2 separate regions of the Homo sapiens genome follow, and region 2 is linked to region 1. The links are chromatin loops, found by intact Hi-C in ENCODE. Cell type or tissue: PC-3. All regions are shown on one strand. Links, peaks and the distances in the headings refer to the core of each region. The heading gives the core; the rest is flanking DNA. Region 1 holds the start of AQP7B (aquaporin 7B). Region 2 holds the start of LOC107985915 (MAGE-like protein 2).

What was found. Hi-C counts contacts between places; a loop is a spot of excess contacts. Peaks named below come from ENCODE experiments on the same cell type or tissue, not always from the same donor. Only the 100,000 strongest peaks of a DNase experiment are listed, where the experiment ranks them.
Region 2: a loop joins it to region 1, with 15 times the contacts of the local background. A loop is called at or near these places in 2 of 110 quality-filtered maps.

The regions. Positions count from the first base shown.
Region 1 is chr2:94,576,223-94,592,555 of GRCh38, reverse strand. It overlaps AQP7B (aquaporin 7B), which reads right to left and starts at 5,245. Exons shown (of 8, transcript NM_001382497.1): 1 at 5,147-5,245; 2 at 4,009-4,059. The coding sequence starts at 4,034. It also overlaps the pseudogene LOC100133920. In PC-3, for the core only: a CTCF peak has its summit at 6,305 (motif pointing right); DNase peaks (open chromatin) are centred at 7,787 and 9,285; H3K27ac peaks cover 2,905 bases.
Region 2 is chr2:94,201,379-94,217,711 of GRCh38, reverse strand. LOC107985915 (MAGE-like protein 2) reads right to left here and starts at 9,751. Exons shown (of 5, transcript XM_047446873.1): 1 at 9,644-9,751; 2 at 8,610-9,409; 3 at 6,729-6,899; 4 at 5,738-5,865. The coding sequence starts at 9,751. The coding sequence ends at 8,624. It also overlaps the pseudogene BMS1P23. In PC-3, for the core only: no CTCF peak of the experiment used is centred there; no DNase peak of the experiment used is centred there.

The DNA of each region.
Region 1 (16,333 bases), core at 3,838-11,837:
TAGGGTCTCTTCTTCAGGGCTGAGGAGGCTGGTCATGGGATAATGAGATCCCTATACGATGCTGCATGGGAGCTGGAGTTGGATGGGGGCCAGTGGAATATCCACGCAACTCTGCATCCCCCTCAATCTACTCATCCCTGGTTTTGTTTCTCTGGGGTAAGGAATACAGCAAGGACTGGGATGGGTGAGCTATGAACAGAGGGTCTCAGCTGAAAAGTGGAAGATGTTTTGTTCCATGCCTGGACGTCTCTCATTCCCTCTGCTTACTTTTTGCTGCTGCGAGGTCAGGGGAATTTAGGAGCCCTGAGGAATGCTGCTGCTCTCCCTAGCAGGGCGAGGTGACCCTCCACTGGCTCCCATCCAACCCCACCTCCCATGCTGGAGGTAACCACAGAAGAGGAGAGAGAAGTGGACAGAGCAGAAAGACAAGAACACCAAGAGAGTCCTGGAAGCCTGGCTCCTTCCTCATCACCACACAGCAGGCAAGACACAGTAAGCAACAGATAACCACCAACCAGCCAATGAACTCAAGATTTCTTGAATCCACTATGCCTAGAATGTTCAGTCACTGCAGTAAAGGACACTGGTACAATCCAGCCCGTGGGAAGAAAAGCAATCAATTGAGCAATTACTATGCAGTGTGATGAGCATTGCCCCAGCTGAAAGAGTGGGCACTGTGGGGCATGTGGAGGAAGTGAATGGCCTAGAGGAGGGGGTAGGAGGCTCCCAGAGAAAGAGAAATTTAGGTCAAGAAAAGAAGGCTGGAGGGTAAAGGAGCCTCCAGGGAGGCAGGGATCACTCTGGGCGTAGGACTGACATGTGCAAAGGCCTGCAACTAAGGCAGTATCCAATGTGCAGGAATGGGCTGGCCACGGAGGAGTGGAGGTGGCATGAGATGGGCAGAGAGGGGCCAGAGCCAGGTGGCAGAAGGCCTCATGGCCCACATTAGGGAGTCTGAACTCTACCAGAGGGCCATGGGCCAAGTGGAGGATTTCAGCAGGAGAGCTGCCTCCCCTGCGGAGGCCAGGATGGAGGAAGTGGAGTGGAGGCAGGGTGAGCATCAGCTTCTCCACAGATGGGTGGAGAAGTGGTGGCAGCCTGAGCCACAGAGATGGCAGTGCCAATGGCCACAAGAGCACAGTCAAGCTGACAGGCTTGGTGTTCGGTTAGAGAGGGAAGGGAGCGGGGCAGCTCAGCGATGCCCTCAGGTCCTGGCTAGGGCAGCGGAATGACTAGCGTGGGGCACAGCAGAGAAGCTGTGGGAGAATGGACAAGGAGGCCCTTTCTGGACATGTTGAGTGTGAGGAGCCCGCTAGACACTTGGGTGGGATGGCCAGTGAGGAGGCAGCTGGTCATGTGGTCTCACTTACAGACACATTTGGAGGACAGCAAATCACAGATTGTCATCTGAGCCATGGGCATAGATGAGAGAGCTCAAGGAGAGGGTACAGACTAAGAAGAGGGGCCCAAGAAAGCCAGCCTACAAAGCAAGAAACTGACAGCCAACCAGATCCCCTAAGTAATCTGCTAACCAAGGAACTAAATAGCTAACAACTCACTAACGCCTGTTTCTTTTCTTTTTCTTTCTTTTTTTTTTTTTTTTTTTTTTTTGAGACAGGGTCTCACTCTGTCACCCAGGCTGAAGTGCAGTGGCACAGTCAAAGCTCACTGAAGCCTAGACTTCCCAGGGTTCAAGTGATCCTCCCACCTCAGCCTCCCAAGTAGTTGGGACTACAGGAGCATGCCACCATGACCGGCTATTTTTTCTTATTTTTTGTAGAGATGGGGTTTTGCCATGTTACCCAAGCTGGTCCCAAACTCCTGGACTCAAGCAATCCTCCAGCCTCAGCCTCCCAAGGTGCAGGGATTTCAGGCGTGAGCCACCATGCCCGGTGGCTTACTAACCCTTTGACTAACCTATCAAAAACCAACTAACTGATTCTCCTGTTAACCAGCTATTAACTCATTGAATTATCTAATCAACCAGTCAACCATAAACTATCCAACTAACCACGAGCCAACAATTCAACCTGCTAACCAACATTTCTTCATTCAACAAACATTTGTTGGCCAGGCATGGTGACTCATGCCTGTAATCCCAACACTTTAGGAGGCCGAGGCAGGTGGATCACTTGAGGTCAGGAGTTCAAGACCAGCCTGGCCAACATGGCAGAACCCCATTTCCACTAAAAATAAAAAAAAAAAATTAGCTGGGCGTGGTGGTAGGTGCCTGTAATCCCAGCTGGGGTGGGGGCTGAGACGTGAGAATCACTTGAGCCCAAGAAGCAGAAGTTGCAGTGAGCCGAGATCATGCCACTGCACTTCAGCATGGGCAACAGAACAAGACTCCATCTCAAAAAAAGAAAAAATTTTTGTTGAGCACCTACTTATGAGTCAAGCACCAGGGATACAAAGTCAAAACCCACTCTCCACTCTTGGGTCACTCTGTTTAATAGAAGAGATGGGTAATGGCAACACCACCAGAGAGAAGCAGCCTGGGACTGGGGGAGCTCAGGGGAGGCATGGGAGGTGAGGACTGAAGGGAGTTTTGAAGAATGGGCGGGTGGTGGCCTGACATGGCCATGGGGGAGTAGGGTGGTGGTAGAAAGAATGGTGGAAGCTGTGCACATTCTAGATATTTTAGGAGATTGGTGACTGGATGTGAGGCATGGGGGAGAGGGAAGTATCAAGGACATGACCTTGACTTCTGGCTTGAGCAACTGAAGAGAAGGGGACCCCTGACTGAGCCAAGAGCACAGGAGGAGTGGACTTGTGGGGGGCGGAGGAGGCTGTTTCCATCTAGGAGCTGAGTTGCCTGTGAGACACCAGTGGGTCTCTAGAAACAGGATCTAAAGCCCTGGAAAGAGACGTAGGCTAGAGGCAATGATGTCAACAGAGGGGCACTATTCATTCTCTCCGTCCAAGTATACAACAGGCAAATATCCCTGCTTGTGTGGAGCTGACAGCAATGAAATGTAATAAGTAAGTTCATTTGTATAAGCGAAGGTACCAGCTCCTATGGAAAAAAACAGAGCAAGGAGAGGGGAATTGGGAGTGCAGGGGCTGGAGATGGGGTGTGATTTCAAATAGGGCAGTCAGAGTAATCCTTGTTGAGAAGGTGGCCTTGGAGCAAAGCCATGAAGATGAGAGTGGGCTGTATGTTAACTGCAGAAAGCCTCTCAGATGGAGGGAATAGTCACCAGAGGACTCTCAGCTTGTTTGAAGAAAGCAAAGAAAGTCAGTGTGAGGCCAGGTGCAGTGGCTCACACCTGTAATCCCAACCTTTTGGGAGGCCGAGGCGGGTGGATCACCTGAGGTCAGGAGTTCAAGAACAGCCTGGCGAACATGGCGAAACCCCATTTCTACTAAAAATACAAAAAAAAAAAAACAACAACTAATTAGCTGGGCATGGTAGTGTGTGCCTGTAATCCTGTAATCCCAGCTACTCAGGAGGCTAAGGCAAGAGAATCACTTGAACCCAGGAGAAGGAGGTTGCAGTGACCCAAGATCGTGCTATTGCACTCCAGCCTGGGTGACAGAACTGAATTCCATCTCAAAAAAAAAAAAAAAAAGAAAAAAAAACAGAAAAGAAACTCAGTGTGGCTGGAGGAGGGAGAGCAGGGGGCTGGAGTGGGGAGGTCAGAAAGCTAACAAGGACTACATAGGCAGGGCCTTGGCCATTGCAAGGACTGGCTCTTTTTCACCCCAAAGACAGCTGAGCCTGAGAGGGTGAGAGGTGCTGAGTGCAGTTGAGTTGAAGGCCACCTGCATGCCTTGACCCTCATCCAAGTATTTCTGAGCCTCCCCTCACCCCAGGACCCAGCCCAGGCAACAGGTGGAAGATGCTTTTCTTCTGGGACCTCAGAGGTGAGTGGGTGGGTGGGGAGGAGGAGGTCAAGGGGGGACAGCTGCCCCAAGGGAGAGGCTGAGGATGGAGCAGGGAGGGCACTGAAGTGGGCTGGGTGGAGGACAGGGGGCTGGAGGGTGAGAAGAGGGTGGGGTACTTACCGCCTGTGCCCAGATGCTTGAACCATGTTTTGTCCTTCAGATTTGTAGATGCTGAGGAGCCAAAGAGAGGTCACTAGGGCTGGAGGACACAGAACTTGGCCCCACACTTCCATCAGACCTTGGTCCCCAGGGGAGAAGCCCTGGGGCAGCTCCTGCTAGTGCCACTCCCTTAGCCCAGCCAAGCAACAGGGAGGGAGGAGTGGTGCTCAGCCAATGAGGTGACGTCCTGGAGCCCCACCCCACCCATGCTGGCCCCAGGACCCCAACCCCAGGCCAGACCCTCCAGTGCTCCTCCTGACCTTCCCTGTCTGCAGCCCAGCTTTGGACTGTGGAGATGCCCTCAGCCTCTACTCAGTGGCTCCAGCCTCATATTTGCGTGCTACACCTTTAACCTCAATCCCTCTTGCTGCTAACTTAAGCTGCGACTGTCCAGGACCTGCACACACACATACATGCACACATGCACACACACACACACACACACAGAAGGTGAACACACAGGATGAGGCCCTGAAAACTCATTTCACCCGTGTACCTCACCCAAAAATTCCCCTTTGTACTCCTATCTTTATCTCTGACAGCATGAAGGTAGCCCGAAGTCCCCTCACCCTGTCTGTCCTCCTGATTATCTAGCCCAGTTCCCTCTAGCTCCAGCACAGACTCTTATCTCCAGCCCTGACTGCTGAAACCCTCCAGCCCCAGCTCCAGCCCCTCAGGAGGGGACTGCATGGGAGGAATGACTCCAGCAAGCCGGCAGCTGACCCGTCTCCTGCCTGCACGCCTCCCCCTGTGGTCCACTGCTGGTGGTCTTCAGCTCTCTCTTCGTCCCACCCCCATGGTCTGCTGATAGTCCAGCCCAGTGCATCCCTGCCATCTCTGCTCTACTGCTGGTCCTCCCAACAACCAACTTACAGGTAAGGAAACTGAGGCCCAGAGAGAAGGTGTATGTGCCTGTGTCACACAGCAACACAGGACTGCACCATAACAAGAAAGCCGGGACTTCCACTCCCAGCCAGGGCTCCTTCCCCAAACAATCCCTCAGTCACCTCCTCACTGTATGGTACCCAGGGAATGGCCCTTCCAGATCTGGGCACTGAGGAGGCTGCCCCATCCCCACCCTGCCTGGAGCCCCACTCACTCTCCTGAAATGTCTTCTGATTCTCAGCCTCTGCCTTGGGGGCTTCTCAGTTAAAGCGCATCTTGATCTTCTTCCTCCGTGACTGTCCCTGGCTCAGCTTCCACCCCCAGCTGGGGCTCAGCTATCCCTGTGTCCCCAGTCCAGAGCCTGCCTCTCAGCCCTCCCAGGGCGGCCTCGAGCGCTCCTCCTGCTCCTCCAGGGGAGAGGTCAGTAAGGCAGGGGTTTGGCTGGTGCCACTTGAACCAAGTTCAGATGCACTGCCCAAAATAACATCCCTCGTCCGGCCAGCAGTGCCGTGGAGACCGAGTTCTGAAGCAGGCCTTTGTGAGGTCAGAGGTGGAGTTCTGGGTGGGCACTCTGGGCCTCACAGTCCCAGAGGAAAGGCCTGTCCTCCAAGCCAATGTGCAGGCTGACTCTGGGGCCAGGGCCTGAGGAAGCCCTCCCTGAGCCCCAGCCCTGGGGAAGGCTGAAGAGGCCTCTGAGCCCCCAGCGCTGGGGAGAGCTGTGCAGAATAGGACTGGAGGTGGAAGTGTTGGAGATTAACAGCCAGATGGAGGGGACGGGGGGAAGCCCTGGGTCAGTCCTCAGGGAACCCCCATTCTGAAGGGGGAGAGGGGAACTCAGGCCCAGTCCTCAGGGGTCCCCAGTCTGAGAGGAAGGAGGACACACGAGCCATATTTGCAGAGAAACACCAGCCTGCGAGAGGAGGTAGAAGCCCAGGCCTGGCCCTCCAAGGGCCCCTAGTCTGAGGAGCAGTCCACCTGCCCTCGGGAAAACACCTCCCTTAGGAAAGGCCAGCAAAGCCCCCATAAAGGAGCCACAGCTGGATCGGGGCATGGGGCTCGGGGCCCAGCGGCGTGGGAGCTCTGGGACCGAGGTGCAGTCAGGAGAGACCCTGGGGGCCAGCGGCAGTCCAAGAGGACTTTTGGAGCCAAGGCCTGACTGGGTCTCAAACAATGGGGCAGGCAGTTTGGGGTTTCAGCAGGTGGCCAAGTGCTGAGACACAAGGGAGTTGTTTCTGGTCTGCAGACACTGAGGACACTTGCTATGTGGCGTGGTGGACAGTGGGTAAGTCCTGGGAATTTCTGGCACCAGGTTCCATGGATGGGAAGGGGCATAGGATTCAGTTGCCCAAAGCTCAGGTGTGGGAATGGAACTGTCCTGTAGAGGGTGCCAAAGACCAGGTCTGGAAACTGCATAGCCCCAGTCCCCACCCCTACACACACCGTCCCACCCCTTCCAGCTTTTTCTGCAGATCTTTCTGCAGGGGTGAGGCAGGGAGAGGAAGGGGTCAGCCGCAGTCCTGGGGCTTCCTAGTCAGAAGCCCTCTGTAAGGCACTAACTTCCCTCTTCCCTCTGCAGATTTTTTTTTTTTTTGAGACGGAGTCCCACTCCACCCAGGCTGGAGTGCAGTGGCACAATCTTGTCTCACCACAGTCTCTGCCTCCCAGTTCAAGTGATTCTCCTGCCTCAGCCTCCCAAGTAGCTGGGATTACAGGCATGCACCACCAAGCCCAGCTAGTTTTTTTGGATTTTTAGTAAAGACAGGGTGTCACCATATTGGTCAGGCTGGTTTCGAACTCCTGACCTCAGGTAATCCACCCGCCTCCGCCTCCCAAAGTACTGGGATTATAGGTGTGAGCCACTGTGCCCGGCCTCCCTCTGCAGATTCTACGTGGGCTCTAAGCAGCCTCTAAATTGCCTGAACACCTAAGGCTTATTTGCTATTTGACATCTGATCTATTCTGACACTGAAAATTTCAGTGCTTTAGGGTGCTAAAAGGAAAAAAGAGGGTTTGCAAGGAATCCTGCAGTTGCTGAGGGGGTACCCTGATAAGGGAATTTTAAGCAATTACAGTAAGTGTCACTAAACTTTTTAAAAAATCTTTAACCAGATTAAACTTACACAATTTTGTTATAATTTGTGTTTCTGCAGCTTCCAATTGTGGACAAGATAAGGACCATTGCCCAGGCTGTCTGTGGAGCCAAAGATATCGAACTCTGTCCTGAGGCACAAGTCAAAATAGATCGTTACACTCAGCAGGTAAAAGTTGTACTTTTAAGGGAAAAGAAAAAATTCACCTTAGGCTCTCAGAATACTCAGCTTGACTTGAGGATTTGTACATGTCTCACCAGCTAACCTTTGCTTAATCTATTTTCTGGTTAACAAAGATGAAAGTAATATCCTCGGGTAGAGTGCAGACTATATTTAGAACTTTATGGTGAGGCATGTATCCTCTGATCCATGCATCATTTACTTCTGTGACTATAAATGTGTCTGATATGGGTGGTATCCCTGTTTGTAGGTGATGTGTGATCTTTCATCCCTCCCACTCAGCCCAGAATGTTGAAACTATCCTTTGGAGTAGAGCTGCGGAGTCAGATTTAGATGAATTGCAATGCTTCCTCTTCCTTACAGGCCTCTTACTACCTTAAAAATGCTAGCAAGGTGCCAGGGTAGGCAGATAGGAGTGCAGCCTATAAAGATGGGAATGTTTGCTGTTCTTATGCAAGCGGTTCATTGGCTTTTTACTGAGCTGGTCCACTGAGGTTGAAGGCTCCATTATCTTCTACCTCTAGCCACTGAGAAAGGCAAGTAGGCAAACAGCTGGGAAGGTGGCTATGATCTGACAGCATGTGTCATCACCTAGTCCAGTGACAGTCATGATGAATCAACTCCATTACAGGAGGCTCAGCCAACTTTTACCAAAAGGACCATGTGCCTCCAGTGTCCCTCCTACTTTGGTGTAATCAGATAGATAGAAGTCAGAACATTTTAAGAGCCTGCTGGCTAAAGAGCTTCATGATTGGTAGTGTTGACCTTATCTTTAAAAACAATCTCCAACTCCTTACTCTTTTTTGTAAACCCATTTGAAATTTTGTTAAATGCTACCATTGCCAGCCAGGGTATTTGTTCTCCTAGGTTTGGTAAAATAGGAACTCAGAAAGTTCTAAATTCTTAGAATTTTCCCTGATGTTCTTGGCTTACCCTTTACAAAAAGGATTCCCAAGCACTGCTCTGTGCCTAGGCATTGTGGTGAAGTTTTCATTCATGTGCAATGAACCAAGTAAAATAAGGTCATTCTCATGAGATTGCTTTGTTTGTTTTTCCCCTGAGTTTTTAATAATGATATTTAAGACTATCATTTATTGTAATATTAAGTCTTTTCTCCTTTCAGTGTTAAAATGTTATTTCTTTTATGAAGTAATCTGGTGACAGTATATAGCATACTGGTTGGTTTCTGTTTCTTTTTAATATGCCTACTGACAAAATTTTTACATTAGCAAACCTATAGAAATTACTTTAATATTTAACCATGTCTGAAATTCAAAATTCTGGCATCATTCTGAAAGGCAGTTGTGATTCTCACTCAGCAAAATTCTTATCAGTATAGAAGAGTGGAGATTTCAAAAAGAAAATGGCCCCAAGCCCAAGTCCTCCCTAAGTTAAGACTCTAAGATCTTCCAAATAGTTTTAGGCTAAGTCTTATGAAAATTTGACTAAAGATTTCATTCCCTTTATCTCTATCAAGGAAATACTCCTTAAAAGTCGTGTCAACCAGGCACGGTGCTCACACCTCTAATCCCAGCACTTTGTGGGGGCAAGGCAGAGGATCAGTTGAAGCCAGGAGTTTGAGACCACTCTGAGCAACATAGCAAAACCTCCATCTCTATTTTTATTTTTTTTAAAGTTAGTGCCAAGTATGTGGTTGCAATGAATTAGCAAAGCCTCTAAAGGAACACTATGTGCCATTTAATCAGAAACAGGCTTCGAGGACACTGTGCTTTTTGTGAGACACCACGTGTGACTTCCTGCTCTTTCACCTTTGGAACTCTGGGTCAGACATAGACTTTGGTCCTTAAAAACAAGAAGCTTAAATAGTGACCTCATCTTAGTTCTTGTAATGTAGTTGCAGATCAAATAACCATGATTCATGAACCAACACAAAGGAACCCTTTGCTTCTTGACTGACTCCAGAATGAGTGAACAACATGACTAAGAGCCTAGTCGCAGAGCCTTTCTCCAGACTACCTTGCTGGGTCCCGGATATTAATAGTCTTGGAAAGCGGTTTCTACAGCTGCTGCTTTGCCTGAAAATAGCAATGTTTTTCCCAAACATGCACATAACACTGCCTTCTCTTAACGAGAACCTCCAAAATAAACAAAAGTCACCCTTGACCTACTAAACAGTCATCACATGGAGATGAGTTTTTATCCTCACCTTCTTGCTTGTTCAGTGAACAAGTAGTAACAAGCAGCTCCTGCGTGTGCCTAGATCTGAGCTGGCATACCATTGCTGCCGAGACTGTATAAAGTGCAAATTGAAAAACATAGGAGACTCACATCTATATCAGTGAACACATTTTCTTTCCTTTCTTACAGGGTTTTGGAAATTTGCCCATCTGCATGGCAAAGACCGACCTTTCTCTGTCTCACCAACCTGACAAAAAAGGTGTGCCAAGGGACTTCATCTTACCTATCAGTGATGTCCGGGTCAGCACAGACGCTGGGTTCATTTACCCTTTGGTCGGAACGGTGAATGAGTCACATTTTCCAAAAACCCTCCCCATTCTGCATTGTCGCAGTGCCTCAAATCGTTATGCTCCACCCGCTCTTTAAAAATCATGGATTAGGGAGAATTGGGAGTAATTAATAGTACAGTATTCGCTATTTTTCTAAACACTCTGTCTCACCTACCTTTGCCATTGTGGTTTGGGTTTTTCTTTTTTTAGATCATGTGTTCAGGATCCTTAGAGTCATAATACTAATTTCCTTCCTAAGGCAAGTAAGAACATAACTTGGGAGAATTCAGTCTGTTATTTAAATGGTAGAATGGCTTAGGACAGTGGTTGTCAACCTTTATCACACATAGCACCCAAAATGATGTAATCAGTAGGGTTGACTGCTCACACCAGACAGGATCTGCCCAGTCACCCCAAGGGCTGGGGAAAGCAGTCCTCACCCTCTCACTTCCCCAGCACATCAGGTGGGAAGTTCTGGCTTAGGAAATTACTGAATCATATGAATTCTCATTTTTGATGTTGTTGTGATGGGATTACGTTGCTATTGGTTGATTATTCTGTTATTTTGTGTTGTCTATGGAGGTAAAGGAGATGAACAGAGATATAAAAGCTTATCAAAGTGCTTAAAATCCATGAAGATTGGCTTCATTTTGTATAGCTACACAGTGATAGCCTTCCGTTGGTACCATCAGTGGCCTAAATTTGATTTCTTGTCTTTGGGAGTGCTCCTGAATTTGGTTTAGAATAAAAAAGAATTCTTAAAACCTGGCAGATCCCATGGCAAGAAAAGAAAAAAAATTCTAACTCATCATTATCATCATCATTAGTGCAAAGTGATCTGAGCTTAAACAGCATACATTATAATAATTTTTTATAATAAACCATGTGGCTCTATTGTGCAAACAAGCAATAGACAGACAAAAAGTGCAGATTCTTGCCTTGATATTTACATACTTCATCTAATATTGGACACAATGTTTTTTCAATCAGCATCATTTGAATTCTTCCTGCATGTGAGGCACAGAGATTTTAAGATGAGCAGGTGTGAGATGCATGGATTTGAATAGCATAGAGGTATCTGGAGAGCATTGTGTTGGTATTCTGAATGCCCTCAGATCCCAGGGGGATAACAGCTCATTATGCCTGGGGTAGAACTTACCTGGGCTGTGGAAGAAGAGGGGATTCTTCAAAAAGGGCTCAACCTCTGAACTGGCAAAACAGTGAGTTTTGACTCAAAGGCACCAGAGTACTAATACATGACATCCTCTCCTGGGGTGATCCAATGTGGCTGGAGTTGGATGAGGTGGGGAGGCTGGGGATGGGAATGGGAATGGGATTGGGATAGCAGGACGGGGTCACATGGCCAAGGATCTTGAAGACCATCTCATGGAACTTGAATCTGATCTCTACACACTGAGGAGCCACGGTAGGGTGGGTTTTTTGTTTGTTTCTTGGTTTTTTATTTTTTTTATTTTTTGTTTTTAAATAAGGAGGAGAAGAATGTGGTCTGACGTGTATTTTAGAAAAATAGCTCTGGCAGCAATGTGGAGAATGTTTAGTGAAAAGAGAACCAGGCCCAGAGAGGTGGGTTAATTCAGCTGGGGCCAGAGGAAATCAAGGTCCACACTTTGGCCACAGAAGTAGATACGGAGAGTGGGGGTGAATTGCAGACACACTCTAAAAGTATCCTCCTACAGTAGGGGCCGGGTGAAGGGACTGTTCTAGCTTGGTGACTGGCTGGTGATGCCATCACCGTGTCATGGAAAGGACACGGGAGGAGGCAGATTGGCCAAGCCAGAAATGAGCCTGGCTTGAAGAGAGAGAGCTCGGAGGGTTAATAGGATCTAAGGAACAGTCTGTGTCTCCACTGGAAATACAGATACAGCGCTCCAAAGAAAGGGGCAGGAAGGTCGCCCTGGTGGGTTTAAGGATATGGGTGAAGGCACTCATTAAACAAGAGACACAGGGATAGCTGGAAATCAGTGAGAAGAGAGTAAAGGAAGACACCCCTGAAACACCCACTTTAATGCAGCCGACTCCTGGCAGGGGTGCCTTCCAGAAGGCAGGAAGGAAGGAGCAGGGGCATGGCAGAGAACGTCCAGAAAAATCCCACAGACACCGCTCACAGCAATGTTGACACAGAGAGAAGGGTCCAGATGAAATGGGTTCTGAAAGACATTTTCAGGTCTACAGTTCAGATCAGCAGTTGCCAGGAGTTGGGGGAGGGAAGTGTTTGACTGCAGAGGGGCAGGAGGGAACTTGTTGGGATAATGGAAATACCCTATGTTTTGACATGGTAGTGATTCCATGGCTATATACATTCTTCCAGACTCATAGACCTATACACGTGTGTTGCCCAGGCTGGACTCAAACTCCTGATCTCAAGCAATCCTCCCACCTCAGCTTCCCAAGTTGCTGTGACTATAGGTTCATGCCACTGTGCCGGGCCTGTGTATCATTTAGTTATACCTCAGTTAACAAAAATGGGTACTGAAGAGCTTGCTGTATATTCCTTAGAATGGCCTCAGTCAGCCGGGTGCGGTGGCTCACGCCTGTAATCCCAGCACTTTGGGAGGCCAAGGTGGGGGGATCACAAGGTCAGGAGTTCGAGACCTGCCTGGCCAAAAGGGTGAAACCCCATCTCTACTAAAAATACAAAAATTTGCTGGGCATGATGGCGGGCACCTATAATCCCAGCTACTCGGGAGGCTGAGGCAGGAGAATTGCTTGAACCTGGGAGGCAGAGGTTGCAGTAAGCCAAGACTGTGCCATTGTGCTTCAGCCCGGGTGACAGAGCAAGACTCCATCTCTAAATACATACATACATACATACATACATACATACATACATACATAGAATGGCCTCAGTGATGGCCACTTTACTCCTGAGCTTTAGTTGGCAAAGGCCTTGGCTTAGGGATAAGAGGGCAGCTGGACAGTGCAGGCCCAGAGAGACTGGACCATCAGGGGAAGTGAGGGGTGATGGAGGTGCCCAAACAGAGCATGAAATGGTAGAGTAGATGAGAAGGTTAGCCTCGATCACGATCTGTCCTGTCCTATCCTCTGCGGACTCTAAACCCCGAAGCAGTTCACCCAACAAATTCATTCACTCGGCCAATGCTGCATAAGGCACTCAGCTCAGGGCTACAGGAAGCCCCAACCTAAAGAAGCTTTCTCTGCTTCAGGTAGTTTACAGCTGGTAGACGCAGATAGAAGTGAATTAGCAAAGAAAATAGTTTGATATAAAAACTGTGCATTTAACTGCAACCTTAATTCACTTCTGAGCATTTAATAGCCATTAAACAAAAACTAGATCAAATTACTACGTTGGGCGTATATCACTTTTATAACATGAAAATACAGTAAATAGGGCAATGATAAACTGCAAGTGCTTGGGGAGAAGGCTTAACTCAGGCCAGTTGCAAGAGAGTGAGAACACAGACGCAGCCTGTGGGAGCGGGCTCTGTGCCATCACCTGGCCGGTCCTGGCTGTGTTGCTGTGTTTTCGCACCTCAAAAGTTGGGACAGCAAGGAAAGGCCATCAGAGCTAGAATGTTTCTATAAGAAGTGTATTCAGTATGATTTGTCTAGCTCTGACTAATGTGTGCAAACCCCAGATTCCACTAAGCAAATGCAAGATTGTTTTTCCCTGTTAATTTGTTCCTGGGCCCTTCTTGCTTACTGTGTTGGGCATTGGAGAGGGGGTGATTGACTTCTTTCTTCTCACAGTGTTTTCTCTCTCTCTCTCTTTTTTTTTTTTTTTTTTTTTTTGAGACAGAGTATTGCTCTGTCACCCAGGCTGGAGTGCAGTAGCATGATCTCGGCTCATGCAACCTCCGCCTTCCAGGTTCAAGTGATACTCCTGCCTCAGCCTCCCAAGTAGCGTGGACTACAAGTGCATGCCACCACATCTGGCTCATTTTTTATATTTTTCATAGAGACTGGGGTCTCACCATATTGGCCGGGCTGTTCTCAAACTCCTGAACTCAAGTAAGCCACCACGCCCAGCCATCTCTCACAGTGTTTTTTAAAACAACAACGCATTTTCACAACAGTTGGCCTGGAGAGGTGTCCAACCAAGTTGGAATTCATAGCAGATATCCATTTGAAGTTAATTTTTGGTGTATTTGACTGTTTTCCATTGACTTCAAAATTGAGGCAGTGAGAGAGACTTGAAGAACTTAGAATATGAACCCTTTTCTCACTGGCAAACATGGGACATAGAGGCATGTCTTGACAGCAATTTATGGCAACACTCTGGGCTGGAATCTAGGGGTTAAGCAGCCTGGCCGGTTTTGTAAATTAGCCAGGCCACCCTCAGAGTCAGTTTGAGGGTTTAGTGGGAAGCCTGAATAAAAAGAGAAGTTAAACTTTTAAGAAAAGGGTCAAGCTTTAAAACTGGAATTGGCTTTTCAAATTTAATGAGTAAAAAGAAACCCCAAAACTGGAATTGTAATTGTGGAGAAGTACAAATTATAATATTTGGAATATCACCTACAAGGAATGAAACTATCCAGAAGCATTTAGATGGTAGTCATTGATTGTAGGGCATCTCTGGGGGCAGGGTGGCTCCTGGCACTGTAGAGAAAGACCGTCGGTGCTTCCGTCTCCCAGTTGGAGGAAAGGGATACACTGTGGAGGTCCCAGCAGCTTAGGGCCTGCCCCCATGTGGTTATCTCTGCACGGTTTCCTTCCCTCTGTCTTCCTGTAACTCTTTCACCCTGGCCCCTGTGCCCTTTCTGGGCAGAGGGTGACAGGAGGCACTGCATGGGTGCATTCTTTTTTTTTTTTTTTTTTTTTTTGAGACAGAGTCTTACTCTGTTGCGTGGGCTGGAGTGCAGTGGTGTGATCTCGGCTCACTGCAACCTCCATCTCCCGGGTTCAAGTGATTCTCCTGCCTCAGCTTCCCGAGTAGCTGGGATTACAGGCGGCCACCACTACGCCCAGCTAATTTTTTCCAATTTTAGTAGAGACGGGGTTTCACCACATTGTTCAGGCTGGTCTCAAACTCCTGACCTCGTGATTCACCTGCCTCAGCCTCCCAACGTGCTGGGATTACAGGTGTGAGCCACCGCCCCCAGCCAAGTACATGCTTTTTTTCCTCTTGTTGGGATTGGCCTGGGCTATACCTATCTCATGGTGGAAGCCTGCCTAGGGACCAGGCCCTAGAAGACCAGCAGTTTATTTAACTGGGTTGGCCTTTGTCCCCACTCCCTGTGACCCGGCCCTGCCATATCTTTACCCAGGTGCACCACTGACATCATTGCTCGGCTGGACTCTGGAAAGCAGGAAATTGCTGGAGCATGTTTGGGGCATCAGTGATGTCACCCGCTACGAATGCCGGGTGGGGTTACTGGACTGAGGGCCATGAAAAAAGAAAGCTGCGGCCCTGCCCCGTGGACTCACTGCCATTCTGTTCTTTCTCACGTTTCAGTTCAGCTCACTTTGTTTTCCGTCCCCCTCCCCCTACTGTAAAATTATGTACTCAGTGTTTCATTTCCTGCTGGATCTGATTCAGGTCAGTGATGAAGTTCTTTGTGAGCTCAGTGGGGAGGCGTTTCCTCCCCTTCATACCGGCCCTGCTTAGGGATGCATGGTTGGTTATATACTTGCTTCACTCGGTTAGGCATGGAGGAGAATTCATTCAGACCTCATAGGTTTAAATCAAATGCATGACCCTTCAGATTTTCCAGAGATTTAGACAGTTACAGTGAGACAATTAAACATTCACCCCCCAAGCTGCACTTGGAGATGTGTAAGCAGTAATGTAGTCATGCGCTCCCCATGATATGAGAGTGTGCAGAATGCCACTCCCCACAGCAGGTCCACCAGGACCTCCTCAGGGAGCATCTTGCCTACAAAATCACCCATCCCTTTTTCCCCACTCTCTTCACTTTCCCTACGTTTCCACTCCCACACCCACAAATAAACAAAGAAGCTTTGAGCTTATTTTACAAAAGTGTTTGAAATGGCCCTCCTCTCTCTGATGCTCCTGGGCCCTGGTTTGGCCCCATCTGTGCAGTCTCTCTGATGAGTGTGAAATAAGCCAGGTTTGGCTCATGCTCTCCCTGTGAGCTTGCTCTCCCCGTGAGACTGCCCTCTCCATCTGGCCTCACTTTGTTTGTGTCCCTGTGTCCTTTATCTCTGATCCTGGGATCCTGGTGGTTTCCTCCTCCCCGCCCAGCTTGGGTACTTTTCCCCAGGGTTCTTCCCTATCTCTACATCAGAATTTCCTGCTTTCTCCCAGATATGCATTTCCCTGGCCCAGGCATCCATTACTTCCTCTCATCGTGAGGTCCCTGCAGCAGGCTGCCGATGGTGTTGTGGCCATGCCTTCCTCCACAACCCAAGGAAAGCTACATGTGTGTCTGTCCCATAGGGAAGGAGTCATCCCTGTCTCTTCAGTGTGGCATGTTCAGGAGGAAGGAAAGTAACCAGCGTCATTCTCAATTTCCGGAAACTGTTTATCATATTGACAAGAAGAAGAAAGCTTTGTGACTCATGAGAATGATGTTTTCCTCTCTGGTACATAAGGTTATGTAGGTACAATCCATTTGTGTAGAGGATCTTTTCTCCCTTAATGTGATGTACACATTTTTAGCACAAGTATAAAACTACTTTAAATGAAATCAGCCTCAGCCAGGGAAATATGCTGAGTAATAA
Region 2 (16,333 bases), core at 4,515-12,514, 380 kb after region 1:
AGGGCAGGGCCAGAAACATGGCAGGACCAGAAAGGGGACAGGGCAAGGGCAAGGCCAGAGAAGGACCATGGAAAAAACATGGCCAGGGAGGGTCCAGGGCAAGGGCAAGGCCAGGGCAGAACCAGAGCCAGAGCAGGCCAAAGGCAGGGCCAGGGTAGGGTGGGGCCAGTGTAGGGTGAGGGTAGGGCCAGGGCGAGTTCAGGGCCAGGGCAGGACTAAGATAGCACAGGGCTAAGGCAGGGCCAGGGCAGGGCCAAAAGGAGGGGCCAGGGCCAAGCATGGCCAGTGTCAGACCTGGGGATTGTCAGGGCCAGGGTCAGGGTCAAGGCTGGGCCAGGGACAGGGCCAGAGCAAGGGCAGGGCCAGGGAGAAAGCAGAACCAGAGAGGATCCAGAGCAAGGCCAGGGTCAGGGCAGAACCAGGACCAGGATAAGGCAAAGCCAAGGCCAGGGTAGGGCAAGGCCAGGGCAGGGCAAGATCAGGGAAGGGCAAGGCCAGGGTAGAAAAGGCCAGGGTAGGGCCAGGCCAGGGTAGGAGAAGGCCATGGTAGGGCCAAGGCCAAGGCAGGGCAGGGCTAGGGTAGCACAGGGCATGGCCAAAAACAGAGCAGGGCCATAGCAGTGGCAGGACTAGCAACAGGGCTAGGGCAAGCGCTGGACCAGAGCATGGTGGGGACAATACAGGGCCAGGACAGAGGATGGCAAGGCAGGTCCAGGGCCATTTCATGGACTCAGTAGGCCTGGGGTCAGGCCAGGGCAGGGCAAAGGCAAGGCCAGGGAGAAGGCAGGGCCGGGGCCAAGGCAGTGCCAGGGCAGGGCAGGACCAGTGCAGGGCCAATGCAGGGTGAGGGCAAGGCCAGGGCACGGAAGGGCAGGGCAGGACCAAGGAAGGGCCAGGAGAGGGCCACGGCAGGGTCATGGCCAGAACAAGGGTATGGCTGGGGTCAGGAATATGGTAGGATGAGGGCTGGGCCCAGGCTGAGGCACGCAGGGCAGAGCATGGCCTGTGCGACGCATGGCCAGAGCCAGGCCATAGAGATGGGAGGGCAACACCAAGGCAGAGTCAGGGTAGATCCAGGGCTGAGCAGAGTCAGGGCAGGTCCAGAGTCGAGGCAGAGCTAGGGCCCAAGCAGGGCCATGGCAGCACCAGGGCAGAGGAGGGCAGGGCAATGCAGGACTGGGCCATGGCAGTGCCTGGTCAACTCCAGGGCAGGGCCAGAAGCAGGACAGGGCCAGGGCCAATGCTCAGGCCAGGGACAGGGCATGACAGGACGTGCCAGAGCAGGGCTGGGCCAACGTTGGGGCAGGGCAAATCAGACCAGGACACCTCCAAGTCCAGCTCTGGCCCTGCCTTGGCCCTGGCCCCTTCCTGGCCTGACCTTGTCCCTGGCCCTGCCCTATCCATGCCCTGTGTGTTTGACCAGTGTTTTATAACCAGAATCCTACAAGAAACTTAAATTAGTTCTTTTTGTGCATTTTTAGTAGGGATGGGGTTTCACAATGTTGCCCAGGCTGGTTCCAAACTCCTGAGCTCAAGCCATCTGCCTGCCTTGGCCTCCCAAAGTGCTGGGATTACAGGAGTAATCTGGCCAAGTATTTAACTTCTTTATGCCTGTTTCCTACATTTGGAAAATGGGGATGCTTTAAGTACCTAGCATATAGAATTATTATGAGAATCAATGCCTCACATATTTACATGTTGATAAAATTATACTCATAGGACACTACTGGAAGCAAAGATAATATTAGTTAAAATTTAGTGATTACTGCAAATATCATTACTATTACAAACAACATAGTATAGACATTACTACTACTATAGTTATCTTAAAAATCTAAAATAAAAATTTTACGTAATAGCCTAAAGTAATCTCTCCTGCTCTGCCCTGGCTCAGCCCTAGTGCCGGCTCTGCCCCTAGTCCTACTACATCCCTGGCCCTGACCCTTCCCTGGTCCAGCCACTGCCCTGGCCCTTCCCATCTTCAGGCCTTACCATGGCCCTACCCTGGTCCTGAACCTGCCCTGGTCTGGTCCTGACCCTGGCCCTACCCCAGAGAAGGGGTATGGCAGAGCCAGGGAAGGGCCGGGGCAAATAAGGGACAGGACACATCCAAATCCAGGAAAGGGCCAGGGCCATGACAGAGCCAGGGCGAGTCCTTGGCAGGGCCAGGTTCCAGGCCAGGACCAGGAAAGGGTCATGGCAGGGTCACTGTATGGCCAAGGTCCAGGCCAAAGCCAAGGCAGTGGCAGGGTCAGGTCTGCATAAGGGCAGGACCAGAGCCAGTGATACGGCAGGGCCAGGGCCAGGGCCAGGACTGTGTCAGGACAGAACCAGAGCAGAGCAGGGCAGGACCACAGCCAGGCCATAGAGAGAGTAGGGCAAATGCCAAGGCAATGCCAGGGTAGTGCCAGGGCTGAGGCAAGGTCAGGGAAGGTCCAGGGCTGAGTCGAGGCTAGAACCAAGACAGGGGCAAAGGCCGGGGCAGATCTAGGGCACAAGCGGGGCAGGCTAGGGCAGGGCAATGGCAAGACCAGGCCATGGCAGGGCCAGCCCAGGATAGAACAGGGCACAGGCAGGGCAGGGGCAGGGCCAGGGCCACGGCTGGGGCAGGACAAGGACCAGGACTGGGGTCCAGGCCAGGGCAAGGGTATGGCCAGGGCAGAGGTAGGGCCAGAGCCAGGGTCTGAGCAGGACCAAGGCAGTCTATTGCAGGGCCAGGGTTCAGACCAGGGCCAGAGCAGGGCTGGGACAGGGCCAGGGCCAGAACCAGGAAAGGGCAATGTCAGGACAAGGGCCATGGCAGGACCAGCAACGGGGCTAGGACCAGGACAGGGACAGGGACAGGGTCAGGGCTAGGGCCAGAATAGCATGCCAGGGTAGAGCCAGGCCAAATTAGGGCCAGGACAGGGTCAGGACCAGGGCTGGGCCAGGGTATGGCCTTAAGTAGTGAAGGGCCAGGGCCAGGGCCAGGGCCCATGCCAGTGCCAGCGCCGGTCCAGGGCAGACGCAGGGCCATGGCCAGGTCTAGGACAAGGCTGGGGCAGGGCCAAGGTCTGGGTCAGGGTCAGCACAAGACCAGGACAGAGCCAGGGGAGGGACAGGGCCATGGTAGGGCCAGGTTAAATCAGGGACAAGACACCTGCAAATCCACTTCAGGGCCAGGGTCAGGGCAGGGCCAGTTCAGGGCCAGGGCCAAGACAGGGCCAGGGTCAGGGCTGCCAGGGTCATTGGCAGGGCCAGGGCCATGGCAGGACCGGGGTCAGGAGCAGGGGTCAATGCCAGGCCAAGGCCACAGATAGGACCAGGTCTGTGCTAGGGCCAGTGTGAGGGCCAAGGTGGGGTCAGGGCAGGGCCAAAGGGAGGGCAGGGCCAGGGCAGGGTGGAGCAGGCCCAGGGTAGCACAGGGTTAAGGTAGGGCACGACCAACCAGGGCAGGTCTATGGCTGGGGCCGGGGCAGGGCCAGAGCCAGGGCACGGCCAAGACAGTGGCAGCTCCAGGACAGGGCCAGGGTTAGGACCACAGACATGTCCAAGGCCAGTGCCAGGGCAAGGGCAAGGGCAGGGGCAGGGCCAGGGTCATCTAAGAATTAGGGACAAAGCCAGGCCCAGAGCTGGGCCAGGACCGGTACCTGGCAGGGCTAGGGTCTGAGACAGGGCCACGGCAGGGCCAGGGCCACAACCAGGTCTGTGCTATGGCCAGGTCCAACACAGTGCCCAGGTAAGGCTAGGGTGAAGGCCAAGGTAGGGCCAGGGCAGGGTCAAAGCCAGGCTAGGGCCAAGGCAGGGCCAGGGCCGGCAAGGCAGGGCCAGGAAAGCATAGGGCCAGGGCAGGGCAGGGCCAGGCCAGTGCCAAGACCTGGGCAGGGCCAGGGCCAGGGCCATAGAAACGGCCTGGGCAGGACCAGGGTTGGGGCAGGAGCAAAACAAGGGCAAGGACAGTACAGGTTCTTGGCACAGCCAGGGTCCAGGACAGTGTCAGGGCAGGGCCAAGGCAGGGTCTGGGCCACGGTAAGACCAGCAACAGGGCTGGGGCTGGGTCAGTGACAGGACCAGAGTCAGGGCAAGGGCCAGAGCAGTGCAAGGCCAGGGTAGGGCCAGGCATTTCAGGGTCAGGGCCATGGGAGAACCAGGGCAAGGTCTCAAGCAGGGAAGGGCCAGGGCCAGGACAGGTCCAGGGCAGGGCCACGACAGGACCAGGGGCTGCATTAGGGCAAGGGCAGGGCCAGAGCAAGGTAAGGGTCAGGGCCAAGGCTAGGGTACGGACAGGGCAAGAAATATGGCAGGACCAGGGGCAATGCCAAGGCCAAGGCTGAGTCAGGGCTGAGTCAGGGCAGGGCAGGGCAGGGCATGGTATGGCCAGTGCAGGACAGGACAAGAGCCGGTCCACAGAGAGAGCAGGGCTGATGCCAAGAAAGAGCCAGGCTAGTGCCAAGGCTGAGGCAGTGTCAGAGCATGTCCAGGGCAGGGCCGGGGCCGGGGCCAGAACTGAGCCAGGGCACAGCCAAGGCAGGGTAGGGCAGGGAAATAGCATGGCCGGGTCAGTACTGGGACAGGGCAGAGCAGGGCAAGGCGATGGTAGGGGCAGGGCAGAGACAGGCCAATGCAGAGCCATGTTACACAGGGGCCAGGACAGCTCCAAGTCCACTTCAGGGCCAAGGCTATGGCAGGACAAAGACCAGGGCCAGGGTCAGAGCCAGGTCTGTGCTGGGCCTAGCGAAGACTAGGGTGAGGGCCAAGGTAAGGCCAGGGCAGGGTCAAAGGCAGAGTAGGGCCAGGGCAGGGTGATGACACACCCGGAGCACAGCAGGGCAGGGTGATGGCAAGACCAGGGGCAGACCACTGCCAGCTCAGGGCCAGGGAAAGGCCAGTGCAGAGCCAGGAAAGGGTCTGGGTCTGGGTCAGGGCCAGGAACAAGGCAGAGCAGGGCCAGGGCCATGGCAGAGTCAGGGCAGGTCCTTGACAGGACCAGGTTCCAGGCCAGGGCCAGGGCAGCAGCAGGGGCAGGGCCTGGATAAGGGCAGGGCCAGGGATATGGCAGGACCAGGGCTAGGGCCAGGGCCAGGCCATAGTGAGGGCAGGGCAAAAGCCAAGGCAGGGTCAGGGCAGGTCCAGGGCAGGTCCAGGGAGCGGCCAGCACCAAGCGGGGCCAAGGCACAACCAGCGCAAGGTAAAGCAGGGCAATGGCACCACTGGGCCATGACAGGGCAAAGTCGTGCCAGGAGAGGGCAGAACAGGCAGGCCCATGGTGGGGCCAGGGCAGGGATGGGCCAAAGCAGGGCCAGGACATTTACAAGGCCAGGTCAGGGCCAGAACAGGAGCAGGACCATGACCATTGGCAGGGCCAGTGCCATGACAGGACCAGGGTCAGGACAAGGGGCAGGGCCAGAGCCAGGGCCAGAGCCAAGGTCAGGCCAGTGCAGGATCGGGGCAGGGCCAGTGCCAGGGCAAGACCAGGGCAGGGACAGGGTAGCACGGGGCCAAGACAGGGACAGGATGGGACCAGAGCAGGACAGGGCCGAGAGTCCAGGTAACAGTAGGGCAGGTACAGGGCAAGGCAGGGCAGTACAGGGCCAGATCCACGGCAGGCACAGGGCAAAGCCAGGCCCATTGCCAATGCACCAGCCCTCCCTACAAGGCTCCTACCACCTGGCCACTGCTGCAGCCCGTCCATCGCTGTAAGCCTGACTCCCAACCCTGCCTGCAGCCGCCTGCCCTCCTAGCACGGCCGCTCTCCTACCGTTCTGGTGCACTGCAGTCTCCGTCACTGCCACCCACCCGCAGCGAGGCGAGCCGTGGTGTTGCACGCTCTAGGTGTCTCCTCCTCCTCCTGGCACGGAGCAGCTGGGTGGGCAAAGCCAGAAAAGCCTAGAGGAAGTTGTGAGGAGTGGAAGCGTTAGAGCCTCAACTTGTCATGCTGGCCACTGGGTGGCAGGGGCCAGTTTCAGCAAAGGCACTCACACCCACCCTCCAAAGTCCAGCCTCTCCTTTTGGCCCAAGCTGGCCGGGAACTGGGGTCTGGGGTGGGTGCTGGAGACACCACAGCACCCAGCTCCCCACTCCACAGGAACCATTGGGCCCACCGGGGCTGCACTCCTCGGGGAACAGGAGAAGCAGACAAATTCAGACCCAGCCAGCCCTCCGCACCCAGGTGCCAATTCCTGTTCCGGACGCCTCCACACACAGGGCCCAGTCCCCCGTGGTGTCCCCAGGGGTGCCTGGCAGCCTCTGAGGCACAGACCCAGAGTGCACAGGCCCAGGAACCACGGTGGGTGTGGGGGCTCTGCCATGCTCAGGATTCCCATGCAAACGCTGCATGCCCTGCCGCACTCCAGTATGACCAAGAGTGGTTCGCCCTCTGGAGTGTGGAGTCAGGGAGAGGAGAACCACTCCTTCCTTGGATGCCAACTCTGTTGACTGCTGCCAGCAGTGCAGCCCCTGATAGCACCGAACTCGCCCCCGCTCCACGGCTAGTCCTGCCCTCAATAGCGCCCCTCACCTCCGTCCCCCAATGCCGCCAGTAGCGTATACCCGATATGCCCTAACCTGTCCTCCTCCATGGGCGTTGCAGCCCCAGAAAGCACCCATAACCCACCCTCCCTGCCGTGGGCAGTGCAGCCCTGTGCAGTGCTACCAACCAGTACCCCTAATGCAGGCAATGACACCCTGGATAGCGCCCCCAACCCACCCCACACTGTGAAAGGTGCAGCCCTGGATAGCCCCTGTCCTACCACTCTGGTCATGCTGCAGTCTCTGTCACCGCCACCACCAACTACAGTGAGGCAAGCCAGTGGGCCGCAGGCTCTAGCTCCCAGCAGCCAGGCATGGAGCAGCTCTCGCTGATGGCCGGCTCCTACCACTCTGACCACGCTGCTGTCTGTCTCCGTGGCCATCTTCTTTCACTGCAAAGGAATAAAACTAGGTATCAATAAGAAAAGTAATTTTGGAAACAATACAATCACATGGAAGTTAAACACTACCCTCCTGAATAAATGACTAGCTGGTCAATGAAGATACTAAGACAGAAATTCAAAAATTTCATGAAACAAAGGGTAATGAAAACACAGTATACCAAAACTTGTTACGCAGAAAGCAGTACAAAGGCAGAGATTTACAGCTATAAGTGCCTACTATCCAAACAAAAGAAAAACTTCAAATAAACAATACATCTTAAAGAACTAGTAAAGTAAGAACAAACTAAACCGAAAATAAGAAAACAAATAAGATCGTAGCAGAAACAAAATTGAAATAAAAAACACACAAGATTAAACGAAAAGTTGGTTTTCTGGAAAGCTAAACAAAATTGACAAACTTTTAACCAGCCTAAGAAAAGAGACAAGATTCAAATAAATAAAATCAACAGATTAAAAAAAGGAGACATTACAACTAATACTTCAGAAATTCAATGGATCATAACTGGCTATCATATGCCAATAAATTGGAAAGCCTAGCAGAAATTGGCAAATTCCTAGATGCATACAACCTACTTAGGTTAAACAATGAAAACATCCAAGACCAGAACAGATTGGTAACAAGTAATGAGATTGAAGCCATCAGAAAAAGTCTCCCAGTAAAGAAAAGCCCAGGAACTGATGTCTTCACTGCTGATGGCTTCACACCAAACAATTTAAAGACCTAGTACGAATCCTGCTCAAACTATTTTGAAAAACAGGAGGGAATACTTCCAAACTTATTCTATGAGACCATTATTACTGTGATACGAAAATCAGATAAAAGCATCAAAGAAGAAAACTACAGGCCAGGATCTCTAATATTGATGCAAAAATCCTCAACAAAATACCAGTGAATCAAATTCAGTAATACATTAAAAAGATAATTCATCATGATCAAGTGGGATGTATCCTTGGAATGCAAGAGTCACTCAACATATAATGTGATACATCATATCAACCAAATAAACGACAAAAACTGTATGATCATGTCAACTGAAACCGAAAAAGCATTTGATGAAATTCAACATCCCTTCATGCTATAAATCCTCAAAGAAACGGGCACAGAAGAAACATACCGCAACATAATAAAAACTACAGGAAAGACACCCACAGCTAGAATCATACGGAATGCGGAAAAATAGAAAGCTTTTCCTCTAAGATCTGGAACATGATAAGGATGCCCCCTGTCACCACTGTTGTTTAACATAGTACCAGAAATCCTAGCTAAAGCAATCAGTGCAGCCCCTGATATGGCCCCCAACCCACCCTGCCCCCTACCACCAGCAGTGTCGCCCCCCCCAATAGCACACCCAACATACCCTAACTGCCCCGCCTCCCCGCACCATGGGCATTACAGCACCCCATAGCGCCCTCAACCCCAAACCGCCACCCCCCCCACAGCCGCACAGTGCAGCCCCAGATAGCACACTTAACCCACCTCACTGTTGCCAGCAATACAGTCTGGGATAGTGCCCCCAACCGGCTCCCCGCCAAAGGCAGTGTAGCCCCGGTTTGAGCCCCCAAACCGCCCCCCCGCTGCAGGCAGCACAGCCTCAGATAGCACACCCAACCAGTCACCCAAGACGGGCAGTGACGCCTGAGATAGGGCTCCCAACCCGTCCCAGGCCACCAGCAGTGCAGCCTGGATAGCGCACTTACCCCGATGCCTTTTTCTACACTCTGGCTGGCTGCAGTGTCCATCGCTGCCACCAACCACAAACATGGCTGCAAACAGGAAGGATTTTATTCACCGTCGATGCGGCCCCGAGTTGTCCCAAAGCGAGGCAGTGCCCCAAGGTCTGTGCAGAGCAGAACGCAGCTCCGCCCTCGCAATGCTCTCCGGGTCTGTGCCGAGGAGAACGCAGCTCCGCCCTTGCAAAAGCACACAGCGCTGGTGCCGGCGTGGCGGAGAGGCGGACAGCGGCGGAGAGGCGGCCAGCGTTGGCGCGGCGGAGAGGCGGCCAGCGGCGGCGCGGCGGAGAGGCGGCCAGCGGCGGCGCGGCGGAGAGGCGGCCAGCGGCGGAGAGGCGGCCAGCGTTGGCGCGGCGGAGAGGCGGCCAGCGGCGGCGCGGCGGAGAGGCGGACAGCGGCGGAGAGGCGGATAGCGGCGGCGCAGCGGAGAGTCGGTCAGCGGCGGCGCGGCGGAGAGGCCGACAGCGGCGGCGCGGTGGAGAGGCGGACAGCGGCGGCGCGGCGGAGAGGCGGACAGCGGCGGCGCGGCGGAGAGGCGGACAGCGGCGGAGAGGCGGATAGCGGCGGCGCAGCGGAGAGTCGGTCAGCGGCGGCGCGGCGGAGAGGCCGACAGCGGCGGCGCGGTGGAGAGGCGGACAGCGGCGGAGAGGCGCACAGCGGCGGAGAGGCGCACAGCGGCGGCGCAGGCGCGGAGAGGCGCACAGCGCAGGCGCTGGCGCGGAGAGGCGCAGGCCCAGGTCCACTCCCCAGCTGTGAAAGGGTAAGAGCTGAGGGTGGCTGAGACTCGGGGTTGTTCAGGGCGGGGTGGGCTCTGGACCCAGGAGGCCTGGCACCCAGGTCAGGGCTCCAGGGGAGGCCAGATGGGCGAAGGCCAAGAAGGGGCCGGGGCTGGTCAGGAAGGGCTCCTGGTGACCAGAGCACTTTGCGTGAGCCAGCGTGGGAGGAAGGTGGGCTGGATGAGCCAGGGAGGTGCCAGGAGGGGCCTTGGCAGAGGCGACCACCTCCGTCAGCCCCCAGGCCACTGAACCCTGGGTAGCGAGAACCGACAGGGGAGGCTGCAGACAGAGGAGTGGAGGCTCCCCTGCTTTGGGGGCTCTGAGTAGAAGCATCTAGGGGGTCCCTCAAGAGGCCCCCAAACGCTTCCCCCGGTGAGAAAAGAAGGCGCAGAGAGGGGCACGGCGCCGGCGCCGGCTCAGGCTCAGAGGGGCGCACAGCAAGATTTGCTGTGATTTCTTTTATTGCCCCAAGCGTACCTCACCTTGGTAGATTTCTATTGGCTTTAAAAATGTGTGTGTTTTGCTGTTGGGGAGTGGGGTGTTATACGGATGTCAAATTTTGCTGGTTGACTGTTCAGATCTTTTGTAAATCCTTGCTCCTTTTCTGCCTAGTTTCACTCTGTCACTTACACTGGAGTGCGGTGGCACGAACATGACTCACTGCAGCCTTGACTTCCTAGGGTCAAGTACTTCCCCTGGCTTAACCTCCTGAGTAGCTGGTACTATAGGTGTGTGCCGGCACACCTGGCTAAATTTAAAATTTTTTGGAGAGATGAGGCCTTGCTATATTGCCCAGGCTCGAACTCCTGGCCTCAAGCTATCCTTTGTCTTTGCCTCCCAGAGTTCTGGGATTACAGGCATGAGCCACTGTGCCCGGCCTCTGCCTAGTTTTAACAGTTGCTAAGAGGAGGATGTTGAAGTAGATGTCTTCTTGGTGGGTTAATCCTTTTGTCATTAAGCAGTTGTTATGGTCACTTCCTTTTCACCCCATTGGTGAAGGAGGGGTCCCTGCCCTAAAGTGTAGGAGATGGCTGAACACGACACCTGGCGTGGATGGATGAGATTGACAGCAGTGTTTTAGTCACATATACCCACAGCTCAGAGGAGGACACTGCATGCCACACAGGGTCAGATGGGCACCGCACTCTGTAGCGGAGTGAGGGCTGGGGGCTGAGGAAGCAGGCAGGCTTGGTAGTAACAAGAGCACACGATGACCAATGGTTCCCGAGGGGGAGAGCAATTGGCTTGTTTGAATAAATTCATGGGCTGGCAGACAGGTGAAGTGAAACTTCTTAGGCTGAGGTGCAACTGTTCTGGCTGATAAAAGAACTAGCCAGGTGGGGAGCCTTTCCTGTTGGGTGGCGGGGTAGGGGGTGTCTGGTAAAAACAGGAAAACCCACAGCTAGGCCTTTGGGGCCCTGTGAGGCTCAAAGATGTCAAGGCAGCATAGGAAATTTTAGATCTTAAAATTCAGCGAAGACCCTCTCCAGCTCTGGTAAATTATTTTGCTTGAAGTCTACTTCATGAGATATTAATATATTCACTCCTGCTTCCTTAAAAAATTAATGATTTCACAGGATAACTTTCTCCATTCTTTTACTTTCAACCTACTTAGGTCCTTAAGTGAGTTTGAAGTTTCTTATGAACAGTATTTAGTTGGACCATGTGTTTATTATAGGCTCTCCATCAATCTGTCTTTTGGTTTATTTAGACCATTTACATTTAAGGTGCTTATTGTTACATAATTGCTTATGTCTGATGTTTTTATTATTTGCTTGTTTCCTTTTTCTTTCCCTCCATCTTGATCTATTTCTGTATAATGTTGTTGCGTGTATCTGTTTGTATAGTCTTAAAGTGTTTGCTCTGGATGTTACAATATGTGTATTGTAATATAGTAGTCTACTGGTACCAGTATTTACCACTTCAAAGTGTGGAAACCTGCCTTGGATTTATGTCTCTTTACCTTTTCCACTTGTATAAATCACTGGCTTGAGTAGTACGTGGTGGTATAGTTTTTGTTTCAGTCGTCAAATGTGATTTTAAGAACTGTGGATTGTCTCGTGTATGTATCCACATTTCTGGTCTTTCCTTTGTCCCTCCTCCCATAGTCCCATATTCATCCCTTCTGCATAAGAACTTTCTGTAGCCATTTTTTATTTTGATTTTTTGTTTTAATTTTTTGTATTGTGGAAATGACAGAACATATTTCTGTAGCCACTTTTTAGCATTTCTAAATTGACCAGTGACAAATTCCTATATTCTCTTCCTCTGAGAATGTCTATATTTCTCTCTTCATTTCTGAAGGGTAGTTTCATGGAATATAGAATTTGCAGCCAACAGTTTTTTTGTTTGGTTGGTTTTTTTAAGCACTTGAAAATGTTGTGCCACTTCCTTCTGGCCTCCATGGCATTTGAGTTGGCGTGTCCCTACAGGCATTCTGCCATTTTTGCTCTTTGTTTTTAGTTTTGAAAGTTTAATCAGTGTTGCTTTCTTTTGGTATACTTTGAGGTTTGCTCAGCTTCTTGAATCTGTAAGTTTATATCTTTCACCAAATGTGGGAAGCCTCAAGAATTAGTTATTTGCATGCTTTCGCAGCTCTGGTCTCCTGTGGGACTCAGATAACATAAATGTGGGGTCTTTTGTTATCGTCCCACAGGTCCGTGCAGCTCTGTTCATTTGTTTTCAGGTTATTTTCTCTCTATTGTTTAGACTGGGTGAATTCTGTTGATCAGGTTTCAGCTTCTCTGATTCTCTCCTCTGTCGTCTCCACTTTTACTCAATAGAGCCCATCCAGTTAGATTTTTTTAAAATTTCTGTTACTGTATTTTATATTTCTGTAATTTCCATTTGATTCTTCTTCAGTTTCTTTGCTGACGTTTTCAGTTCTTTGATTGTTGACATAGGATTTGTAGTTGCTTGTTGAGCATTTTTATACTGACTGTTATAAGTGATGAGTCAGGTGGTTCCAACATCTGCCTATGTAATTTTTTTATTTTTGCAGGCAGTCCTCCTGTTTAGGTTTAGTCTGTAGGTCTTGGTCTACTTTGTGGGCTGTGATTCCAATGGCAATTTAATTTCAGAGCCTTCATGGTGTTATTTTGGTCTGTTTGGCTAATATGTGTCACTGGGATTCTCCCACCAGTCCCTGCTGTTGCCCACCTGAGGGAACAGGGGAGCTGCCCCAGGCTGGGCCACCTGCTGCAGCTAGGTGGGTGGGGAGTGGTGGTTGTGTTGGTGTGTGGAGCTGGTTTTCTTGTTGTGGGGAAGATCTCCTTTGATCTGCGGGGACTGAGTCTGCCTGGGTTGCCTTCTATTGCTACGTTGGGAGTTGGGAAACTCTGGGCCTGGGTCACCGTCCTATTGGATGAGGTCCAGGGAGACACCTGGCCACTATGCATTCCCTAGTCCTAGAGTCCCTCAGCAGCCTTTTTCTGTCCACCTTTCGGAATTCTCCATTGATCATCTCCTGTCTATTATTTCTAGAGGAGGGTATAATGTGTTATCTTCTCTAGACCAGAAATCCTTAGTGGTGGTTTCGGGTTGTAACTGTGCTAAAGGGAGAATTGGCGTATTTGTGATGTCGAGTCTTCCTTTTCAAATGAGGACATACCATTATTCAGTATATAATATTTACAACATCTACTTCCTTGGGTTGAAGAATGTGGTTAAGGCAATGAAAGTACTTAACACAGTGCCTGGTGTGGAGAGCACTTACGAGTGTTGGTAGTGATGCTATTCCTTTTGTCCTTTGGTAGCATATTAAAGCTTTTCTTCTTTTTTAAATAAATAAAGTTCTGGTGCACTTCTTGTTAGGTTTATTCCTATTTTATCCTTTTTTGCTTTTATTACAAATAGGAGCTTCCTATCTTTTATAACATCTACCTGGTTCTTTGGCCCTTATGTGAAAATGTTTTAATAGCCTTCTAAACATTGCTCTCCCAAATGAGTTTTAACTTGCCTCTTTCTTTTGTTTTCCTTTTTTTGAGACAGGGTCTCACTTTGTCACCCAGGCTGGAGTTCAGTGATGCAATTATGGCTCACTGCAACCTCTGCCTCCCGGGCCCCCAAAGTGCTGGGTTTACAGGTGTGAGCCACTGCACCCAGCCTTACTTGTCTATTTCTTTTAAGAGTGGGAACTATAACTGAACCCAGAGCTCCAAAAACAAATGAAGGAATGAATGAGTGAATAAGCTCTTCCCATGGGTTTGGTGTGGTTTGGGGCTCTACTCTTAATCTAAATGCTATGTTTTATATGATCTAAAATTTCCCCTAGGTGTGTTACACGATCGTGTTGTGTTGAACTTACATTGAGACTCCTTTTCACATGTGCTGGTTATCAGCATGGGACTTTTCCATTCACTCTTTGAATTATTCATTTGGGGGACACAGATAGACCTCTGTGTCTTTCATAAAAAGTGTCCATTGGCCGGTTGCAGTGTCTCATGCCTGTAATCCCAGCACTTTGGGAGGCTGAGGAGGGCAGATCACGAGGTCAGGAGTTCAAGACCAGCCTGGCCAATATGGTGAAATCCCATCTCTACTAAAAATATAAAAATTAGCCAGGCCTGGTGGCGGGTGCCTATAATCCCAGCTACTCGGGAGACTGAGGCAGTAGAATTGCTTGAACCTGGGAGGCAGAGGTTGCAGTGAGCTGAGATCGTGCCACTGCACTCCAGCTTGAGTGACAGAGTGAGACTCCGTCTCCAAAAAAAAAAAAAAAAACAAAAACGAAAGAGTGTCCATTATCTATACTGGAAAAATTGAGATTGGGATTTTTGACATGAAGTGCGGAAATGTGGATTGGGTCAATTTAGTTTACCTAAACAGATGATGAAATACTGTTTTACGAAGCATTCCCTAGTGCAAAGTTTTGCCTGTGTGTCTAGTGACGGGAACAGTAAGAATGAGGCTTGGAACGCGGAGCGCATTGTGGGCCTGTCGTGGGTGGCGCCAGCAGCACATGCATGCCTGGCTCACAGAGCAGCCTTTGGGTGTTCTTTTCCCAGAGGAGCTCTACGGTGACTTTGAAGACTTGGAAACAGGGGACATGCACAAGGGAAAATCGGGCCCCGACACTCAGGTATGACTTTGTCGTAGCTGGCTGTTCTTGGTCATTGTGTTCTGAGAGAGGCCCACATTGAGAAATGCAAATCTTACTTGTGATGTGTGAAGATTGCAGACTGGATGGATAGATTCCTTCCTAAAGGGTGGGGATGTGGGGACCAAAGAGAAGCTTTCTTGTTTACTTGTTAAGTTTTGGACGACAGTTACTACTGTTTCTTGCCATAGTCATTTGCCAAGACTACTGTGATTTTTCACTCACAGAAGTCTTAGCTTCTCAGACTTACATTCAACCATTGCCATCATTCTCCTCTTTTTAAATTTAAGTGTCATTTAAAAGAATGAAGTTCCTGTTCTCCCTAATATTTCTTTAGAACAGGGTCTGGGAGCATCTGGGTGAGGGACATGTCTGTTATTTTTATTCTAGTTTGTGTTCCCAGCCAGCTTAAGGAATAGCAGCTAATTGTAATGCAGATGTAACAATTTCCTGTAGCAGTACCATGTTATTCAGAGACAAAGATTATGTTGTGTTTTGTTTTGTTTTATTGATAACGATAACAGATTTTTGCTAAGATTTTTGTTTAAATAGAACTTTAAAAAATGTAATGTTTAAAGAAAAGACCTTCATAAACATACACAAAATTTTTTCTTCTGGAAATTTAAGAATGAAGATATAGAGAAACAAGGAAGAAATTGACCCCGACGAAGAAGAAAGTGCCAAGAAAAAGCATTTGGATAAGAAGAGAAAATTGAAGGAGATGTTTGATGCGGAATATGATGAAGGAGAAAGCACATATTTTGATGATCTTAAAGGAGAAATGCAGAAAGAAGCACAGGTGAGAAACCTCAGTTCCTCTCAGCCCCTTGTCAAGACTATCACATAGTGCAGGAATCCCTGACTGTCTTTGGGTCCCTGCTTCCTATCCTGCTTCTGTGCCTTTCATTTGGACTCCTGGGTAGATGCATGTGAGTATGTTTATTCATGCAGTGAGCTCATTGTTTCTACAGTCAGAAGATCACCAGAAAAAGATCCATACCTATTTTGTAACAAGAATTAGGAAACCGAAATGACTGAGACATGGTCTCTACTTTTGAGACTTTTACAATGTAGTGATCTGAGACAGTGTGTTCATTTCAGTGCAAGCCAATGCTGCCTATTCCGATCGCTGCTCCCTGATTTGAATGGCAGGTGATCAGTGGCCCGTGTGGCTTATGGACACACCAGAGCTCCCAGGGGAAGTGCTCTGAAAACTCATCCTGGTCAGAGTTCAGAAGGACACGTGGAGTATAAGGTCAGATGCGGAGATAAAGGGAGATGGTGTGGCCCTCCTGCCTGGGGTTGCTGAGCAGGTTGCTGGAGACAGTGATGTCACTCTGAAGGAGACAGACACAGAAACGTGTGTACAGTTGATGGTGAGCATCTGAGTTGCGTCTTGTTAGTGAGGCCAGGAGTGCCTGTGTAAGCTGGAACAGATTAGGTATATGATTTGTGAAACGGAGTTTCATCCTAGATCTTCATCTAGTCAAAGGACTGTTTCCTGATTAGGCATTAGCTTAGTGGTTGCTAGTCTGTGTTGACCTTTGAAAGGCATGACTAGGCTAACTCTGAAGTTTTTGCTTCACACCATTTACAATTTAAAATTACCTAGAGCCTTGTGGGCCATTGGAAAAGACTGAATGTTTCACTCTGAAATGGGAGTCCTTGGAGGGTTTTGAGCAGAGGAGAGACATTCTGGTAATCAGATCACTCTGCCAAGACATCAGTCTGGTAGAGATCAGTCCGGTGGCACAAACCAGAGGGCTGGCAGTGGAGATGAGACAAAGAGTCAAACGCGGATAGAGTTTATTTGGAAG